Linked DNA regions of Homo sapiens: region 2 is linked to region 1. Evidence: chromatin contacts called from ENCODE Hi-C or POLR2A ChIA-PET data. All regions are on one chromosome and are shown on one strand. The core of a region is the stretch at or near the end of the contact, and the rest is flanking DNA. Distances in the headings are between cores, read along the strand shown. Region 1 overlaps OBSCN (obscurin, cytoskeletal calmodulin and titin-interacting RhoGEF). Region 2 overlaps OBSCN (obscurin, cytoskeletal calmodulin and titin-interacting RhoGEF).

Region 1 (7,204 bases), core at 3,119-5,618:
AGGGAGCTCTCAGATGAGACTGTGGTCCTGGGCCAGTCAGTGACACTGGCCTGCCAGGTGTCAGCCCAGCCAGCTGCCCAGGCCACCTGGAGCAAAGGTAAGAAGCTGTCCCAGGGGCTGGGGGCTGTGTGAAATCGGGTGAGTGGCCATCCTGTGAGCTGGCCCCACGGGATGCCTCGCTGTCTGGAGGAAAACTGAGGCCCAGGGAGAGGTGTGAGGCCTGGCTGTGGCATGAGGCTTGCTCTGTCCTTTTGCAGACGGAGCCCCCCTGGAGAGCAGCAGCCGTGTCCTCATCTCTGCCACCCTCAAGAACTTCCAGCTTCTGACCATCCTGGTGGTGGTGGCTGAGGACCTGGGTGTGTACACCTGCAGCGTGAGCAATGCGCTGGGGACAGTGACCACCACGGGCGTCCTCCGGAAGGCAGGTACGTGGGCCACACTGGGGGTCCCACCAGGCCAGGGAGGCTGGGCTGGGGCTGCTGGGAAGCCTCATCCTGCGTGGAATGCTTCCGGGCCCGTGCATTGGCCGCTGAGGCATCCGCTCCCTGACCCTGAGCAGCCCACATCCCTATGGGGCCAGGCACCACACATGGCCAGGGCTGCAGGAGGCCTGAGAAGGTCAACACAGAGTTCTGACCGCCCAGGCTGCCTTGGGCTGGCAGGAGGCCCTGAGCTGGTCCCAGCAGAAACAACCAGCCTTGGGAAGGATGGCCGGACGCAGCTGCTGACGTTACAGGGCTTGGAAGGAAGCCTGTTCATCCACGCTCCCTGCCAGGGAGAAAGCCCATCCCATTGGCCACTTGCCGGGAGAACTGAGTTTCTCGGGCGCATGACCCATTGCACCATCTTCCCACGTTCCTTCCATGCCCATCCCTCCAGCCTATGCAGGAGTGGGCTGCTTCCCGTTCCATGCCTCAATCAAAGTCGAGTTACAAGCACAACACAGTTCCCTGGGGCGTGTTTCTGAGGTGGTCAGGATGGGGGCTACAGGCCTAGCTCTGGGACCCCTGGCCCAATGCCCAGAGTGGGCCGGCCTGCTTGAACCTGTGCAGGGCAACCCAGTGAAGCCCAGCAGCCCCACCAAGGGCCCTTCTGACCAGAGGCTCGGCCCCTGCACAGGGTTCTGGTCACACCCAGGTGGATGGGCCAGCCCAGGAGTGGGATCTGGCAGGGCAGACACCTCCCCAGCCCCTCGCCAGGAGAGGCCCCTCCTACCATTCCTCACTGTGACTGGACCCTGAATGAACAGGACCAGGGAGGGTGGGCTCCAGAGCCCTGGTGGCTGCCAGGGTGAGGCAGGCGCCAGCCAGATATTGGCCCCTGGAGGCTGGGTGCCCACCCTGGAGTCACTGACCATTGGGCAGTGCCTTGCAGAGCGCCCCTCATCTTCGCCATGCCCGGATATCGGGGAGGTGTACGCGGATGGGGTGCTGCTGGTCTGGAAGCCCGTGGAATCCTACGGCCCTGTGACCTACATTGTGCAGTGCAGCCTAGAAGGTATGAGGTGGCCCCTGTACCCGAGGCTCCGGCCACCCCTCCCGGGAGCCATGTCTAGGGGCCCTTGGGGAGATGCCTGGCCTGCTGTGTTCCCATGGGTGGCCTCAGGGAAGGGTTTCTCCACCCCCACTGACGTGGTGTGTGGAGGCCTCAGTGGCCCCTCACGTGCTCCTGTGTGGCCAGGCGGCAGCTGGACCACACTGGCCTCCGACATCTTTGACTGCTGCTACCTGACCAGCAAGCTCTCCCGGGGTGGCACCTACACCTTCCGCACGGCATGTGTCAGCAAGGCAGGAATGGGTCCCTACAGCAGCCCCTCGGAGCAAGTCCTCCTGGGAGGGCCCAGCCACCTGGGTGAGCCACACCACACTCGGGGCTTGGAGGGTGGGAACAGCAGCTAGAAGACCCAGATTACGCTCCCTCCTGTGCAGGGTCTCCATAGCTGTCCACTTCCTTCTGGGGAGACAGCTGCTCCTGGGCTTGGCATTCGAGGCCTACACACTTTAGGGGCCGCCTCACCCCCAGGCCCCCCCTTCACTCACCTACACTCCCATGCACTCATTGACGAGCACACAAGTCCATTCTGCTTCATTCTGAGTGTTGGTAGTGAGAGTTGGTAGTGACTGGCCTGTGCTGCCTCTAGCTTTGGTGGAGGAATGCTAGGGTTGATTAGTAATGTCTGCCCTGGGCTCAAGGGAGGAAGAGAGGGCATGATTGCTATGGGTGGTCCATTCTCAAATGCCCCTGCAGCCCTCACACACACCCTCACTCAGGTTGCCTCTCACTGCTTGCTGTACCCCCTCCCTGTCCCCATACCCCCAGAACCTGAGGAACAAGAGGTGGGAGTGCGTAACTCAAAGTCCCAGCTGTCAAGGTGCCTGGGAAGGGGTGATGGGAGACGTGGGGAGAGCTGGGGCTGTGGGGATGCCCTCTTCACCCCCTCTTATCATCTGCCCCTCCTCCCACAGCCTCTGAGGAGGAGAGCCAGGGGCGGTCAGCCCAACCCCTGCCCAGCACAAAGACCTTCGCATTCCAGACACAGATCCAGAGGTGCAGTGGCCTGGGGGGCTGCAGGCGGGTGGGGCCAGGGCCTGGACCCCCCCTTGTTGACCACCCATGCCCCCACACCCACCATCTCGCTGAACTGGGCTCCTGCTGCTCTGAGTGTTGGGAATCGGGGAATGGGAGGGGACCACCCACCAGCCTGACCGCTGTCCCCTTGAGCAGGGGCCGCTTCAGCGTGGTGCGGCAATGCTGGGAGAAGGCCAGCGGGCGGGCGCTGGCCGCCAAGATCATCCCCTACCACCCCAAGGACAAGACAGCAGTGCTGCGCGAATACGAGGCCCTCAAGGGCCTGCGCCACCCGCACCTGGCCCAGCTGCACGCAGCCTACCTCAGCCCCCGGCACCTGGTGCTCATCTTGGAGCTGTGCTCTGGGCCCGAGCTGCTCCCCTGCCTGGCCGAGAGGTGAGGGTGGCCTGGGGTGGTGTGGTTGAGCTGATGGACGGACTGATGGACTGATGGACCCAGGCCTCTGGGGTGGGGCTGGAGGACCAGGCCCCTCTGCACAGCCAGTGCCCCTCCCAGTCCACGGGGAGTAGTCTCAGCCCTGGCCCTGGTGGCCCCCACCCCGGAGCCTGGGCTGAGCAGCTTCTGCCCCCCAGGGCCTCCTACTCAGAATCCGAGGTGAAGGACTACCTGTGGCAGATGTTGAGTGCCACCCAGTACCTGCACAACCAGCACATCCTGCACCTGGACCTGAGGTCCGAGAACATGATCATCACCGAATACAACCTGCTCAAGGTCGTGGACCTGGGCAATGCACAGAGCCTCAGCCAGGAGAAGGTGCTGCCCTCAGACAAGTTCAAGGACTACCTAGAGACCATGGGTGCGTGTGTGGACAGTTGGGGGGACCTCACCTGGGGCGGGGGGCAGGAAGAAGCCCCCTCTCCTCCAGTGCTGTCCTCTCTCCCAGCTCCACTGCCACCCACTCAGCCACACACCTGGCCCACACACCTGTGCCCCACCTATCCCACCTGGGACCACTCACTCATGCCCACCACCTGTGTCCCTCCACCTGAGCCCAACCACATGTGCCCCTCCCAGCTCCAGAGCTCCTGGAGGGCCAGGGGGCTGTTCCACAGACAGACATCTGGGCCATCGGTGTGACAGCCTTCATCATGTGAGTCCTCCAACCTGTCTGGGGGTTGCTAGGTGGGCGGGGCAGTCTCCCCCCTCCACCCGAGGGTGACCTCAGGGCCCCTGCACCCCCGTCCACCTGAGGGTGACCTCACGGCCCCTGCACCCTCGTCCACCCGAGGATGACCTCACGGCCCCTGCACCGGCCACCCGAGGGTGACCTCAGTGCTCCTGCATCCCCTCCCCCTCCGCCCTGGTCTACCCAAGGAGGGTGACCTCAGGGCCCGTGCACCCGCCACCTGCGCAGGCTGAGCGCCGAGTACCCGGTGAGCAGCGAGGGTGCACGCGACCTGCAGAGAGGACTGCGCAAGGGGCTGGTCCGGCTGAGCCGCTGCTACGCGGGGCTGTCCGGGGGCGCCGTGGCCTTCCTGCGCAGCACTCTGTGCGCCCAGCCCTGGTAAGGCGCGCCCCTCTCCTCCTCCTTCTCCCCGCCCCCTCCTCCCGTCCCGCCCCCTCCTCCTTCCGTCCCGCCCCGCCCCGCCCCCCCACTCCCTTTCCCCTCGGTACTCTCCCTTCCCCCTCTCCCCTTTTCCACTTGCCTTCCCCACACCCCTCCCGCCGCTGGGCCACGTGCTGAGCCTATGTCCGTCCCAGGGGCCGGCCCTGCGCGTCCAGCTGCCTGCAGTGCCCGTGGCTAACAGAGGAGGGCCCGGCCTGTTCGCGGCCCGCGCCCGTGACCTTCCCTACCGCGCGGCTGCGCGTCTTCGTGCGCAATCGCGAGAAGAGACGCGCGCTGCTGTACAAGAGGCACAACCTGGCCCAGGTGCGCTGAGGGTCGCCCCGGCCACACCCTTGGTCTCCCCGCTGGGGGTCGCTGCAGACGCGCCAATAAAAACGCACAGCCGGGCGAGAAGTCTTCCGTCTCGTTGCATTATTTTCTTTTGGGGAGGAGAGGGAGTGAGGGCTCTGTCCCCGCCTTTCTGGCTGGGGCGCCGATCAGGCTGCCCCGCTGTGTTTGGGCCTGTGAGCCCCTTAGAAGGCGTCCTTAGGGGTCGCTCCCTCACTCCGATGCTCCGCGCGTTCAGCCCCTCGGGGCGTCTCCGTCCTCACACCCATGCGCGTTTATTCCACCCGCCGTGCGCCTTCCTCTCTTCCATCACGCTGACCTGCAGCCCCGCAGCCCGCTTTCTCCGCCGTCGGGCCAGCCGCTTGTTTCCACAACTTCTCTGCCCCGGGAAGAGTTCTTGGGCAAAGCGTGCAAGCGAGGGCGAGAAGCCGCGGGCCACGATCCGCTGGAGGAGAGGAGGCTTCAGAGTCGCTGGCGCGTGGCCTCGGTGAAAAGCAACCCAGTGTTTGAGATTCCATGGGCAATGACTACGCTGGCCGAGCCCCGCCCTGCCCCTTGCCAGGAGTGCAGGAAGCCTGGGCCGTGGGGTGCGCGCGTTGTCTCTCAAACGCTGCTGAATGTCCTTTCTCCTATTCTTTGACGTGGGAAAGGGAACTTGAGATAGGTGCAGCCCAGGAGACCTGGGAGCTGGCAGGGAGGGCCTTCTCCTCTTGCACATAAAACCTTTTGCAGAGGTCCCTCAGACACAAGGCCAGGCCCCTCATACCTATGTCTAAGCATAGATGGAGAGGAGGCTAACCGACCCCTCTTGGCTAAAATGGGTCATGCTGATTCCTGGCCAGCTTAGATTTATGGGGACATCCAGTGATGGAGTTGTCCTGGCTCTCTCTGACAGCATGCAACCCAGAATGAGGCCCGGTTGTTTTAAACACTCCTTTTAATCACCAAAACAGTCAGCTCTTCATAGCATCCTCTTCTCGAGCAGCCCCAGGGTTCCCGGGGTGGGGATATGATCTCCACTGTCCCCAGCAACAAGGCTGACGTTGGACGACAGCTTCGTTCCTGGGGGGCTGGGGCTGCAGGGTGTAGACAGCAGTCTCTACCCTCCTGATTCTCAGCTCATCTCAGGGGCCCAATGACGACCACATGCTGATGGGTCCATTCTGCAATGTCCAAATGCTGAACACCTCCCCTGAAATCTTACTGAGCCCAGGACACTTTGAATCAAAATCCAAGCATCGGCCAGGCACAGTGGCTCACACCTGTAATCCCAGCACTTTGGGAGGCTGAGGTAGGAGGATCACTGGAGCCCAGGAGTTCAAGACAAGCCTGGGCAATAATAGGGAGACTCTTGTCTCTACAAAAAATAAAAAATTAGCTTGGCATGGTGGTGCATGCCACCAGCATGGTACCAGCTACTCGGGAGGTGAGCCCAGAGGTCAAGGCTGCAGTGAGCTGTGATTGTGCCACTGCACTCTAGCCTGGACCACAGAGCAAGACCCTGTCTCTAAAAAGAAAACAAACATCTTCTAACTTGAACTGACTGCCCTCACTCCCTCTGCCCCCACACTGCCTCTGACTTTACCTTCCTCCTCCTTTACGACCTCCTGAGAGTCAGCATGTCACCACTCAATGCATCACAAAGGGTACAGGCACCGTGCACTCACTTTCCCAGGACACTGATGTCAGGGCGGGGTGGGGGGGAAGGTAGTATCTTTTCCTCACCCATTGCAAGGCGCATGGATGAACCTTGCACGTATGGCCCCAATCACAAAGACAGGTTAATAAGATAAAGCATGACACACATCTATTTAACAAAAGGTTTTATGTGACAAGTGAGCCTTCAGAAACAAAAACCCAAAGAAACAGGCAAATCTGTCTATTTTTTATGCTTGGGTTTGATGAAGAATGAACAGTCATGTAAAAATATGCTTAGACAAAAAGCAGGTGCAACTTAATGGTAATAAACTGGGGGCAACTTGCCAAGGCCCGTTTGTTCAGATTCTTCTTGGCCTCTGGAATGAGGATCCTATGACCCGCTTTTGGGGGAGGTAGGTCAGAGAATTCTCTTATGGCTTCCTTCAAGGCAGAAAAGCAGGAGACGGTCAGAGAGACACAATTTCCTTCAGCTTGAGATACTCAGCATGCCAAGGTGCCGTAATTTGGGGTATTGCATTCTGAGCCCCATCACTGACATCTCACAAAACTGTAGTACAATATGACGACCATTAAGACTGGTACAGTCAAGACAGAGAACATTTCCATCTCGAGGAAACCCTTATGCTGCCCAAAAAGGCATAAAAATAACCACATCCACTTTCCTCCCACAGTAACACTCCTTAACCCTGGCACCCAACAATTTGTTCTGCACTAATATAACTTTGTCATTTTAGGAACGTTCTATAAATGGAATAATCCTATATGTGGTATCTTTTGCCTGACATCTCTGGAAATTCATGAAGACTGCTGTATGTGTCAATAGTTCATTCCTTTGTATTGCTGCAGAATATTCCATGTTACGGATGCACCACTGTTTGTTTAACCACTTATCCATTGAAGGACATTTGGGTCATTCCCAGTTTTGGGCAATTACAAATAAAGCTGCTATAATCATTCATGTACACAGGTTGCTGTGTGACTGTAAATCTTTATTACTCTAGGATAAATGCCCAAGAATGCAATGGCTGCGTCGTGTTGTCATTTCATTGGCCAGCTTTATAT
Region 2 (7,204 bases), core at 3,526-6,025, 110 kb before region 1:
CAGCGGCTGTCCTTCCACCTGCACGTGGCAGGTCAGTGCTTTGGAGGTCCTGAGGAGCCTCTTCAGAGGTGATGGTGCTTCTGGCTCGTAGCCCCAGCATATCTCTGTGCACTTTCCTTCAGCCTTCATGTCTCGGGCTTCCCATCTTTCCACTCCCATTTCCATCCCTGTGGCTGGGCCAAGGGAGGGGTGTGCATGGGAGGGAGAGGGGCTGTTCCTGCAAACCCGGAGGCATGTTTGTACTTGGTAGTGCGCAGTCACACCTGCGGGGCACCTTCCTGGTTTTCTTAGTGTCCAAGGAGGCTCGCTGCCCCTGGCACTGGGGGTTGAGGTGGACCGGGTGTCTGTCACATGCACAGAGGTGAATGTGCTGTTGTTGAATGTCTGGTAGCTCCTGAGTCCTCACCCTATGGAGCATATGGCTCTTGCCAGGGGGAGGGGAGATGCCTCCATTTCATCCAACCAAGATCATGGGAGTTTTCAGTCACCGAATTGTCCTTGGAATTTTCCCAAAACTAAAATTTGGCTTATCATAGTTTTAGAGAAAGGGGAACACTCTTCCCTCTTCCCATATGTTACAAAATGTAGATCCCTGATTTGTTGTGATTGTGTGAATCGTAAGGAGTGGCGCCCCAGTGGAGATGTGCCTGCAGTGCATCCATGGGCTTAGAATACTATTTCTAAAACAAAGCATGTTTTCCTTTTGTCCTCAATTGGAGTATTTGGTGTCAGTGTTCTTGTAGTTTGATTTAGAAATGGAAAAGAATAAGTAGAGTAGGTGACACCACCACACTTCGTCAAAGGCGAGTTCCCTTCATAGCAGCCTCTGTTTGACATGTGTATTTACTTTATAGAATTTCCTAATGGTTACTGTGTTTGAGCCTCCATGGCTGCTTCATAGAGAAGTCTGAGAAACAAATTTATTTTCCTTTCATTAAGACAGTCTTACTGTCCAGTAACCCTGGCTGTAGGTACTACACTGACCTCTAGATGCCACCACATAACAGTTTGTTATTGCATCAGCATAGAGTGGTTTTGGGGGTGTATATACACCCAAAACCTCACTCTGTATTTTTGTCAAATTTTAAGAGAATATGACAAATTATTTTATAGAAATACATTTGTGGTAATAAATTTTATAGTAATAAATTTGAAAATATTGACAATTTGGCCAGTTCCTAGAAATATATCAAAAGTGACACAAAAATAAGTAGATAACTCTAGTAGTCCTAGAAACTTAAAAAAATGGAACCATGAAAACCATCTGCTCATAGCAAAAGATGTAAGCCTGGTGGCTCTAATTGCTAAATTATACTAAATATTTAGGAAAGAAATTATTCTATGTTCATACAGATTCTTCTACTAGGGAACAGAAAAGCAGATATACTCCCCAGATAGTCTTGTAGAAACATGATATAGCCTAGGGCAGTGGCTCATGCCTGTAATCCCAACACTTTGGGAGGCCAAGGTAGAAGGATCACTTGAGCTCAGGAGTTCGAGATCATCCTGGGCAACATAGCAAAACCCTGTCTCTAAAAAACAATTAAAAAATTAGCTGGGTGTTGTAGTGGGTGCCTGTAAGTCCTAGCTACTTGGGAGGCTGAGGTGGGAGGACTGCTTGAGCCCAGGAGGTTGAGGTTATAGTGAACTATGATGGCACCACTGCACTCCAGCTAGGTCAACAGATTGAGACTCTTGTCTCAAAAAAGAAAAAAAAAGAAAAATAAGAAATATAATATGGATATCAAAATATGACAAGGAATGTTAACAAGGATTAAAATTTTAGACCAATCTATTATGGATATCAAGGCAAAATATTAGCAACTGAATTTAGCTATCTATCAAGAGGATAAGACCCTCTAAGGAAGGATGTAGTCCCAGAATGCAAGGCTGGTTTAGTTTTAGAAACAAGTGCATCTATATAAAGGATGATGGAATTGGATGCAATGAAAAAATTATGTGATCTCAATAAATACAGAATACAATGTTTGATTAAATTTAATATTAAAGTTCAGAGGTAATATTTGATAAAATTCAGCATCAATTCATGCCATGAAATTCTTAACAAATTATAAAGTATCGTTCTTTAATCTGGTCAGTGGTACTGCAGAAAACACCAGGTAACTGCATATTTAAAGAGAACCTTGAAAGCTTTGCCTTTGAGATAGGAATCAGCACGTAGAAGCCAACCATCCCAACTTCCATTCAGCACTGTACAGCAGAGAAAGGAGGAAAAGAAAAGAAAAGGTATAACACTTGGAGAAAAACATAAGTGGGATTCACAGATTATATGAGTATCAATTCAGAAAATCCAAAAGATAGATAAATAATAAGATAAATAATAAGTTATAACAAATAATATGAGAGTTGAGAAACATCACATAGAAATTCAACATGCAGAATACACATATATATGTATGTATGTATATACGCATACACACACACACTAGCAACACAGTTGTAAAATGAAATTTTAAAAGATTTACAAGAGCGTGAAAAGCATCAAGTATAGTAAAGATGTCTGATACCTCAGTGGAGGAAAATTGTCAGATATTTTTGTTGTTGAGTCAGGATCTCACTCTGTCACCCAGAGTGGAGTTCAGTCGTGCAATCATGGCTCACTGCAGCCTCAACCTCCTGGGCTCAAGAGATCCTCCCACCTCGGCCTCCTGACTTGATGAGAATACAGGCGTGCACCACCATGCCTAGCTAATTTTTTAAGGAATTTTTTTGGTAGCGACAGGGTCTCACTATTTCGCCCAGGCTGGGCTCAAACTCCTGACCTCAAGCAATCCTCCCACCTCAGCCTCCCAAAGTGCTGGGATTACAGGTGTGAGCCACTGTGCCTGGCCATTGTGAAACATTTTTGACAGACAGTAAGAAGACCTAAATAAATAGAAACCCATGGAAGACTCAAATATGTTAATGCCCAGTCAAAACCCAAGCAAATGTTTCTCTTTGGGGAGGTGAACGTTGAGAAGCAGATTCTGAAGGCCAAGTGGAGTAACACACTCTTGAAGAGCCACTTGTGAGCATTTGTCTACCAGATATCAAGAACATTCAGCTGCAGGAATGGAGACAGCCAGGCACAACACAAGGACAGTTGTCAGACCAAAGGGACAGAATCGTGAGCTCATGATCAGACCCAAATACATGGATTCTCCCTTTTATTGCTTCTTGTTTTTTTTGTGTGTGTGTGTTTTGTGTGTTTTTTTTTTAACCTTCACACCTGCACAGGCAGTGGAGAAAGGATGATCTTCTAAAAAAAAAATAGTTCTTTGATTGTTTAACCTTACAAAAATTTAGACTAGTAACTTATTTCACACTGAAAAGTGAGTTCCAGGAAGGTTAGAGGCCACAGAGTATAAAAGGTAAAACCATAAAGCCTCTAGATGCTAACATAGATTGCTAAAAACTTCAGGGAAAGGAAAGATTTCTTAAAACTAAACAGTGGAACAATGGTATATTTAACTACATTAAAACTAAAACTTTAATTTGTCAAGACATCATTTGAGAGCGAAAAGGCCGGTCAAGGACATGGGTAAGATGTTTACAAATACACAGTTATCATTTGCTAGCATTTAAAATATATAAAGAGTTCCTAAAAATAAGGAAGGAAAAGACAGAAAAGGCTACTGAAAATTGGACAGAAGCCTGAAGAGCGACACCCCAGAAGAGCTGACGTAATGGCCAGAAGTGGTGGAAAGGGCTCCACCTTGCATGTCACCAGGCAATGCATGACAAAGCCCAGGCCTTCCCCGCAGAGGCCAACGCTGACCCTCCTGACAGTGGCAGGACTGGAAGCCTCAGTACTCTGGGGCCCTGCAGTGAGGACACGCCCTGCCCAGTCCCATGGGGAGACCCTAGCATATCCTTGAAGGGAGCTGTGTAAGCATTAGGAACCCAGTCCCTGCACTGGAGGAGCTCGTGCACGGAGGGTTTGTCACAACTGCCCCGCCTGGAATAGCCCATGGCACTGCACAGTGGATGGAGAAACTGTGATTCTTGTGCTGGGAGGTGGTGGGGCTTCTCCCAGCTACATGGCCAGTGCCAAGCTTGGGAAGGTTCTGTTTCTCCTACTTTCTTGTCTAGGCCCTCCTACCCTAGGGTGGTCTTCCTGACCTGGGCAGTATCTTTGACCTCGTGTGTCCCTCCTTGTCCATCCCCAGAGCCCAAGGTGGTGTTTGCCAAGGAGCAGCCAGCACACAGGGAGGTGCAGGCTGAGGCGGGGGCCAGTGCCACGCTGAGCTGCGAGGTGGCCCAGGCCCAGACAGAGGTGACGTGGTACAAGGATGGGAAGAAGCTGAGTTCCAGCTCGAAAGTGCGCGTGGAGGCCGTGGGCTGCACACGGAGGCTGGTGGTGCAGCAGGCGGGCCAGGCAGAGGCCGGGGAGTACAGCTGCGAGGCAGGGGGTCAGCAGCTCTCCTTCCGCCTGCAGGTGGCAGGTCAGTGCTTTGGGGATGCTGAGTGAGCCCTGTTTGTAGCTGCTGCTGTGACTGGAGTAGAACCACTGCTGACCCAGTGGGCTTTCCATTAGACTCCATCCCTCAACTTCTCCCATCCTCTCACCTCCTATTTTTATGCCTGTGGTGGAGCTGGGCTGCTTAGTGGGGAAGGGAGTGAACGGAAGGGTCAGGGCCCTCCTTGTCCATGTTGGGTGGTGTTTCTGTGCAGACATGCTGGGTCACATTTTCCCAGTACCTTCTCCAAACTACCGATGTCCCGAGGTGTCCAGGACTCTGGTCCTATCTAATGCATGAGATGGCGGTAAGCCAGACGTCCCTCCCTCGGGGATACTCCTGCAGTCCCTGCACGGCCTCATCTGGCCCCATGTGAGGGCTCTCCCTGTGGAAAGAGATTTTAATTCGTTGAGTCAGGGTGTAGGGAAATTCCAGCCACACAGTCTTATTTGGAATTATATCAACACTGAACACTGGGTTCCCAAAGTTTTCAGTGTTCTGGGACACACTTCTGTCCTTCCCTGTGGATGTAGAAGCCCTGTCAGAGCCCTGACTAAAACCCAGATCCACAGCGTTAGTGTGTGCAAAACGAGTAAAGAGCAGCACATTGGCAGGTGCGCACACGTGACGTTGGAATTCCATTTCGGAAGCCAATCTCACTTTCCTTTTGCATTCTGTTAGAATGTTCTGTGTCTGAATTCCCCTTGGAATTTGGATAGATTTAAAAGTGATAGGAATAAGTAGCTGGTGTTTCTAGCCTCCGCCTCCAGGCGGGTGAGGAGGTGACACCTGAGAATTCCTCCCTCTCACCCCTGACCCTGCCGGAAAGCGAAACTGAGATGCGGGCATTGGGCCCTGGGAAGCGTGGGGAAGGGGAAAGGAGAAAGCCAGGTGGGTTTTTAGGTCCCTTCCAGTGCCACACTGTGGGGTGTTGAGGGGCCGCGCGAGGCAGGCCCTTCCATGAGGCCTGGACTGGAGGCCTTCTCTAGGCGCCGGCGTGGCCTGGGCCGCCTGCCGCCACGCAGGGGCCGCACGCCTGGGCCCCAGGGCCCCTTTGCCGGCGGGAGGCCGGGGGGACCGACTGCTCTTGGCGCCCGGGGTCAGGGGAGGCCGGGAAACCTCGGCTCCCGGGCGACAGGCACCCAGGCCCTTCTCAGCCCCCCGGCCGCGGCCGCGCCGGGCCTCGCTTCAGCCGGGCGATTCTTCCCCTCATTTGTTGCATTGTTTGCATTAATATGAATATCTTGTTCTGTTTGTTTTGTCTCCTGAGAGCCAATAAAGCTGTGTTTTTTCTTTACACCAAAAAAAAAAAAAAAAAAAAAAAGGAATAAGTAGCTTATGGCACAGTGACACACTGGTAGAATTAAGTTATGGTGGTAGCAGTCGCTGACTGGGGAAGCCATATTTACATCATCCTGTTTCCTTGATGAGTCCTGTGCCTGCCCCCTCTCCAGCTGATTCATAGGAAGTCTGAGAATGACCTTTACTTTCCTATTGTTTGTTAGGAGAGTTTAACTTCAAACTCCAACCCTGAGCCCTGAGTGCCACCACATAACAGTTGGTGTTATATATATCTAAAATGGTTTACAAATGTGTAGATACCAAAAATACTCACTGCAAGTAAATTTGAAAAGTGTTAACAAATTATATAATTTCTAGAAACCAAAAACAGACTTAAGAAATAGATAACCTATATGCAGTTATCTACTGTTACTGAAGTTATCTCAGTTACTACAACCTAGTAAAAACTAGAACCGGTAGCGAAAAATCTTCTCATCAAACATGTGGCCCTACTGAGAAATTCTTCCAAACGTTCTGGCCAGAAATTCTTCCATGTTCATGGAAATTCTTCTGGAGAATGGAAAAAGGAAGATATACCCTCTAACTCATTATATGCAGATAGCTTAATGCCATGACTAAAATCTGGCCAGAAGATAGGAAGTTTGCACATTGTAGATCAAAGAATTATGGATATCATGGCCAATTTTTTAAACAAAACATTAGTAAACTGAATTCAGCAATACATCAAGACAATCATACAGGATGATGAAATTCATAGTCTAGGAATGAGGGCTGCTTTCATGTTAAAAACATTAGAAAATCATGATATGTGATTGAAATTTGAAAACAATGTAATTATCTTAAACTCAGAATAAAGTACCATATTTGATAAAAATTTAACCTCATATATTCAGAAGAAATGTCTGGCAAAATTTAGCATCCATCATGCCATAAAATTCTTAACAAAGTATAAATAAAAGTTTTTTTTTCCTAATTTGACACAGGGTATTACACAAAAATCACAAAGGGAGACTTTGTAAGCTTTGCCTCTGAGCCAGGGGACAGCATGAGGAAGCCAGTGGTCAACACTTCCATCCAGCATTGGATGGCACAGTTAGGAGGAAAGTAAAACGAAAGGTGTAAAAGTTAGAAAAAAGTGAATTGACAGAATATACGGTTTACCTAGAAGATAAATTATTAGAGAGTTGAGAAAGATCAACCCTTGCAAGATCTGTGTGAAGAAACTTCCGTACATGTAGACTAGCAGCAAGCAGTTGGAAAATGAAAACGTAAAAGATTGACAGACGCCTCAAAGGCATCATGTTTATGATCCCAGTCTAATAAAAGATGTCGAGAGGTTCTGTGGGGGAAGCTATGAAACACTTTTGAGAGACAGTAAAGATCTAAAGTGGATAGAAGCCATGGAAGAATGAAAGACGTTCAGTCTCAATCAAAATCCAAAC

The links. Hi-C counts contacts between places; a loop is a spot of excess contacts on that map. ChIA-PET counts read pairs that join two places held with the same protein, here RNA polymerase II (POLR2A). Pooled maps may share reads with other maps.
Region 2: a map of aorta shows a loop between it and region 1 (2.0-fold over the local background). The contact joins two enhancer-like sites. A Hi-C loop is called at or near these places in 2 of 168 maps with a recorded cell type or tissue (aorta and prostate gland) and 7 of 50 pooled maps. POLR2A ChIA-PET finds 5 or more read pairs at or near these places in 2 of 52 experiments (A549 and SK-N-SH).

What each region holds. Positions count from the first base shown.
Region 1 is chr1:228,374,328-228,381,531 of GRCh38, forward strand. It overlaps OBSCN (obscurin, cytoskeletal calmodulin and titin-interacting RhoGEF), which reads left to right. Exons shown (of 116, transcript NM_001386125.1): 107 at 1-97; 108 at 258-425; 109 at 1,375-1,497; 110 at 1,681-1,851; 111 at 2,466-2,547; 112 at 2,725-2,964; 113 at 3,162-3,385; 114 at 3,604-3,679; 115 at 3,944-4,093; 116 at 4,291-4,549. The coding sequence ends at 4,468. Among named protein-coding and RNA genes, the nearest start is that of TRIM11-AS1, 16 kb to the right of the region's middle. RefSeq lists an enhancer at 4,271-4,340. Within about 2 kb of position 4,369, at least 19 of the 41 ENCODE cell types and tissues checked have a DNase peak (open chromatin) inside an H3K27ac peak, as active enhancers do.
Region 2 is chr1:228,264,361-228,271,564 of GRCh38, forward strand. It overlaps OBSCN (obscurin, cytoskeletal calmodulin and titin-interacting RhoGEF), which reads left to right. Exons shown (of 116, transcript NM_001386125.1): 18 at 1-31; 19 at 4,170-4,445. LOC124904535 (a long non-coding RNA gene) reads right to left here. Exons shown (of 3, transcript XR_007066916.1): 3 at 1,981-4,845. Among named protein-coding and RNA genes, the nearest start is that of OBSCN-AS1, 54 kb to the left of the region's middle. Within about 2 kb of position 4,776, at least 4 of the 41 ENCODE cell types and tissues checked have a DNase peak (open chromatin) inside an H3K27ac peak, as active enhancers do.